2 separate regions of the Mus musculus genome follow, and region 1 is linked to region 2. The links are chromatin contacts, found by POLR2A ChIA-PET in ENCODE. All regions are on one chromosome and are shown on one strand. The core of a region is the stretch at or near the end of the contact, and the rest is flanking DNA. Distances in the headings are between cores, read along the strand shown. Region 1 holds the start of Zkscan5 (zinc finger with KRAB and SCAN domains 5). Region 2 holds the start of Arpc1b (actin related protein 2/3 complex, subunit 1B).

Region 1 (2,889 bases), core at 17-2,516, 90 kb before region 2:
AGTGGGGCTGTCTCAAAAACAACAGCAAAGCCAGAATATGAACGACTGAAGCACCACAGGGCTAAGACTGCATGGCAGCTCCTTCCTCACTGTCCCCGTTTCCTCTTGCAACGCACCTGTTGTCTGCGCTCCTCCAGCTCTCTCTGGATACTCTCTATCACAGCCACGGCTTCTTCCCCACTCTCGGGGTGATGCTCTCTCACCCAGGCCTGAAACTCTTCAGGCAGGATGGTGAGGAACTGCTCCAGCACCAGCAGCTCCAGGATCTGCTCTTTGGTGTGCAGCTCCGGCCTCAGCCACTCACAACAGAGAACCCGGAGCTGGCTGAGAGCATCGCGGGGTCCTGCTGCCTCATGGTACTGGAAGTGCTTGAAGCGCTGGTAAAAAGTCTCAAGCACTGGCCGGTTGTATCCCTGCATCCAGGAGCAGTCCTCTTCTTCTACTTTCACTATGAGAAGGTCTGCTTGCTCTTGCGAAGTCTCAGCGGGAGGCTCTAAGTGTATAACTGCCCTGGATTCTGTCATTATCATTCCAACTGAAGAGTCTCTAGACTCTAGCCCGTTACACTAACCCGATTTGTTCTCTGCTCTTCTAAAGGGCACTTTTTGTAGTGAACAACCTTACTGGAATGTCTGGAATTATTATTAGCTAAGAGAGGTGGCAACGACGTCATCTAGACTAAAGAAAAACCACTCAACAAAGTCATTCACTTTAAGATATAGAGAAGTTAGTCATCACTTCTCCCATAAAACAGCTAATAGCGACTACGTCCAGATTTTAATAACGTAAAAAAAAAAAAGGCCATTAAAAAGTGACATCAGGCCCAACTTAAAACAGTTTTAAAAATGAGAAAGTCCATATCTCATATAAATAACGGGACAAAATTATTCCAGACGGAGTCGTTTCTTCTCTCGATCATAAGCCAAACTGAAGTCAGTATAGGAATGAAACCCATTAAAATGGTCATATCTCATTCTGGCTTTCAAGCCATAAGAGCTTGATAGATAAACGAAAGACTTCATTAGTTCTATGAGAAGTACGGTTATACTAAAAAATTTGGACCTGGATTCTTTGTAATAGCTCCTGACCTGGAGACAGAGACCAGCCGGGTCAAGGTTAGGGACAGGACTCCAGTGTGGACACAATGTCCTACCAGCTCCTCTCCAGTCTTTAAGTCCCGGGGACCCAAAGATCAAACTCCCCGCAGCCCAGGCTTGGAAGATGGAGTTCTCACAAGCCAAGAGAGAGGCAAGTCCGACACTTTCCAACAGTTCATCGCCGGAAGTAACCAAGTACGAGCTTCAGCCATAAATCCCACCCCCAAGAGCGCTTCCGCAGCCTCTCTAGGAATCCCGGAGGTCCTAGCAGCACAGCGGGAAGGAGGAGCTACTCCTGAGCCCGCCCCCTTGTGGAGCTGACCAATCAGTCACCCTCAAGCAAGAGGCTACAAGAGCCTGGGGAAAATAGAGCTAATCTATTTCCCACCCCCAAAACCAGAGCATGGGCTTAGCTCAAGGGTAGGAATCTAGGGGGCCGGTCGGGGAAAACAAACAAACAAAATAGGTCCACCCTCTCTCTCCTCTGATTGGTCGAGCACAGCCTCACCCACCCACCCACCGCAGCACTCTGGAATTGAAGTAGGTCTGCACCATCCTGGCCACTTTTCTAAACACGCAAAGATTCTTTATTGCCCTAGAGTGGCTGAGGCTCTCGGGACTACATCTCCCAAGGAGCTGCGCGCGAAGTCTAGCCAATATGGCTGTGGCTCTCTGTCTCCAGGGCTTATTAATATGCTGCCGGGGAGGCAGACCTGACTGGCTCCGTGATAGAGGCTCTTACTGCCAAGCCTGATGACATGAGCTGATCCCTGGACTTGAGACATCCAAAAATTGTCCTTTGACTTCCACAGCTCTCCATGTAAGCCCCTTCCCCGCAGGCATTAGGTAATTTTTTAATGTTAAAGGGCATCAGGGTGTCTAGTCCGAAAGTTATATCAATTAATTGTTCGTATTTTTTTTCTATTGCTTCTGCACTTGACTAGCTTTTGAAAAACAAAACAAGCCGCGCGGTGGTGGCGCACGCCTTTAATCCCAGCACTTGGGAGGCAGAGGCAGGTGGATTTCTGAGTTCAAGGCCAGCCTGGTCTACAAAGTGAGTTCCAGGACAGGCAGGGCTACACAGAGAAACCCTGTCAAGAAAGGAAGGAAGGAAGGAAGGAAGGAAGGAAGGAAGGGAGGAAGGAAGGAAGGAAGGAAGGAAGGAAGGAAGGAAGGAAGGGAAAGAAAGAGACAAAACGAATGCAGCAGAGGGAAGAAAGAGAGAGAAAAAGGAAGAAAAAAAGAGAAAAACAAAACAAACAAAACGAATGCAGCAGAGGGAAAAAAGCGCCTGTTGCTGTATCGGCTGAAAAGCTGAAAGATGCGCCCAGAGCATGGCAGCCAGGCGGCTGGGGAGAAACAATAGTTTGAAGACAGAAGTTTTGCTTAAAGCCTGTTACCCTAAATTGTAAATCCCATTTTAAATTATCTACCCCTCTCTTGAGGCGTTTTCATCATTTTCCAAGTCCTTCGAATACTGGTAGTATCAGAGAACCTGTTGTCACACTTCAGGGGCCCACCAAAACAGACTACCGTGGAATTGCAACCCCTGCCATCAGTGGAAGACCTAGTTACAGAACTAAGGTCACAACACTGGGGGCGGAGGGAAGGGCATCTCTCAAATCCACGACTGAAGCAAACTGTATTTTGAGGTGTACCCGGGACTGTCTAGCGGGCCATCTCACTCTAAATCACTCCTGTGGTTCACAACCTTCAGTAATTCTAGTTCTAGGGTATCCGATGCCCTCTTTCTGGCCTCTGGCTGGCCCGGAACTCTCGTAGGCCAGGCTTC
Region 2 (2,711 bases), core at 134-2,633:
CTGCCTAAAAGAACAAAACAACCCAGAGTGAAAAAGAATCACCAGCGTACACCTTTAATCCCAGCACTCGGGAGGCAGAGGCAGGAGGATTTCTGAGTTCGAGGCCAGCCTGGTCTACAGAGTGAGTTCCAGGACAGCCAGAGCTATACAGAGAAACCCTGTCTCGAAAAACCAAAATAAATAAATAAATTTTCATTCACACAGACCTTTGCCTTGCACGCTTCATTGTGTGTCTTTGAGTGCCCATGGGTGTCGGGGTATTCGAACTCAGACCCTCAGGATTCCCCCTCCCCAACTCCACCCCTGTCAGTGCTTTTATTCAATGCTCCATCTCCCAGCCCCGCACATTCTCTTACAGTAGAAGCCCACGTGGTAAATCTATTCCTTTTTTATTGTCCACGTGAAGAAGTTGTTCCCTCCAAGTCGCCCCGCAGGGCTGCAGCTTCGGACCCCACCCCACCCTCCCACCTCATAAGGCCAGGTTCAAAGGAGTGCAGAAATAAGGTCTGCAGCAGCAGACAAGCAGGCACTCTGCCAAGTGTACTAGCCACATTTGGCAGCTAAGCCTCCAAATCTGGAAGGTCCCCATTTTCCAGGCAAGGCAAGTTGAGCTCTAGAGAGGCGAGGTGGCTCGACTGCGTCAGCAGCCACACCGCCCCAGGCTGGAGCTGCCTCGCGGGAACAAGCTTCATGGCCAGCACCTGGGCTGGCTCCCAGTTCAGGATTCCAGCCTATTTGCGGGCCCCACCGGGACCTGCCCTGTCCGGGGTGGCCTGGCTGGGTGCCCCTCGAGCCGCCAGGGTCCGCTCGCCCAAGCTGGGTGGAACCAGGAACCTGGACCCCTGCCGGGTATGGTCACTGGGGGATGAGGCGGGGCAGGGGTGCTAGCTCATTTCCCGGTCGCAACAACCCGGAAGGCTGCGGACCGAGGGGGAAGTGACTGAGCGTGGGGCCCTGCGCCCAAAGTAACGGGGCGACACGGGTCTCGGGGATCGAAAGCGGGGCCAGGAAAGCGGAGAGGGGGCGCGAGGCTGGGGCTGTGCCGTCTCGATGGCGTCGAGTGCGCGGGGAATCTCTGCGATTCTTCCCACCGCGCCCCGCATCCCCAGAACGCCGCCCCCCACTAGCTCCTTGCCAGCCCCACCCTCGCCGGGAGCCCCACCAGGCCCCCATGCACACGGCTCTCCACTCCTCTCTCATCCCCATCCCCCTCACCGTCGAACATCGCCTCGAGTCCCCTGACTTCTAGGTGGCCTCAGACACCACACACACCTCGCGACCACCCCGCGCCCCTCACCTCGGGTCTCCTCGGCCGCGGACTCTGGACAGTCGACGCGCCGAACCGGCTCTGAGACCCGCGCAGCGCCGCAGCCACTTCCTCGTGGGCGGGGGGCGGGGCCTTCGGGCACAGCCCCGCAGGGACCGGGGGCGGGACCCGGGCGGCTGTGGCCAGATCTCAGGGCCCGCCCACCCCTCGGGGTACTAAGCCGCCCGGACCTCAGTTAAGTCCAGCTCAGCCCAGAATTCGTTCGGAGATCGCACGCTGTTGCCCCTAACTACTTTCTGAATGGGGAAACTGAGGCTGGAAGAAGGGGGGGGGCGCTTAGAGGGCGGAAGCCCGAGATCGGGCAACCAAGAATTCAAAGGTTTTGAGGCCACACGCAGGCACCCCGCAACTTAATGACTCCTGCCCCGCCCCTCGCACTCTAGGTGCACCCCAGCCGTGGTTCCCCAGACTCTGTGTCCCAAAGATGGCAGAGTCGCTGGCGTCCAGGAAGAAGAGCACTGCCACTCCAGGTGACTTCTCGCTTCGGAAGTCCACACACTTCCCTCCAAGTTGCTGAGTAGCTTTGCAGTCAGGTGATGATGCTCCAGGGTCAAGGGTCTTCCAGGTTAGGTGCGTCTCAAGTTCCTTTTGCTGTGCCTCCCACCTTCTGAGAGCTCCTCTCTAGACTCCCAGCAATCTCCTGTATCACTAATTCTGGCTTAGAGGTGCCTGTGATAACCCACACCTGTCATCCCAGCACTGGGGAGATGGAGGAAGAGAGATGAGATTCGAGTTCACCCTTGGCTGTAGAGCTGGATGAAGGCCAGCCTGGGTTACATGAAACCCTGCCTCAAAAAAACCAAAGAAATGGGCCAGTAAGATGGCTCAGATGGCAAAGGTGCTTGCTGCCCAGCCTAAGGACCTGAATTGAACTCCCAGCACTGACTTCCACACACATGCCAGCCATAGTGAACTAGAGTGTGTAAACATACACACACACACACACACACACACACACACACACGCAGGGTAAGTAAATAAATTAATACTTTTTTTTTTTTTTTGAGCCAGGGTTTCTCTGTGTAGCCCTGATTGCCCTGGAATTAGCTCTGTAGGCCAGACTGCCCTTGAACTCAGAGATCCGCCTCTGTCTGTGTCTCCAAGTTCTGAGTTCTGGTATTAAAGCAGTGCATCATCATGCCTGGTGTAATAAAATACTCTAAGTTTGGAGCAGTTGCTGCAGTGAACACCCTGCCCATGTTCAGTGATTATGTATATGTGTGTGTGTGTATACACACACACACACACACATATACATATATAATGGTGTTGGGATTCAAACTCAGGGCCCTGCACACACAGCAGACGCTCAGTCACGGAGCTACATCCCCAGCCTTCACTTAAGTCTCCTTAAGTTTCTGGGGCTGGACTTGAAGTTACGTAG

The links. ChIA-PET counts read pairs that join two places held with the same protein, here RNA polymerase II (POLR2A).
Region 1: POLR2A ChIA-PET joins it to region 2 with 27 read pairs in embryonic stem cell. The contact joins the promoter of Zkscan5 here to the promoter of Arpc1b in region 2. POLR2A ChIA-PET finds 5 or more read pairs at or near these places in 3 of 5 experiments (Patski and embryonic stem cell).

Annotation. Positions count from the first base shown.
Region 1 is chr5:145,202,936-145,205,824 of GRCm38, reverse strand. It overlaps Zkscan5 (zinc finger with KRAB and SCAN domains 5), which reads right to left and starts at 1,266. Exons shown (of 6, transcript NM_016683.2): 1 at 117-1,266. The coding sequence starts at 530. It also overlaps a transcript of Zkscan14 not described here.
Region 2 is chr5:145,112,928-145,115,638 of GRCm38, reverse strand. It overlaps Arpc1b (actin related protein 2/3 complex, subunit 1B), which reads right to left and starts at 1,383. Exons shown (of 10, transcript NM_023142.2): 1 at 1,298-1,383.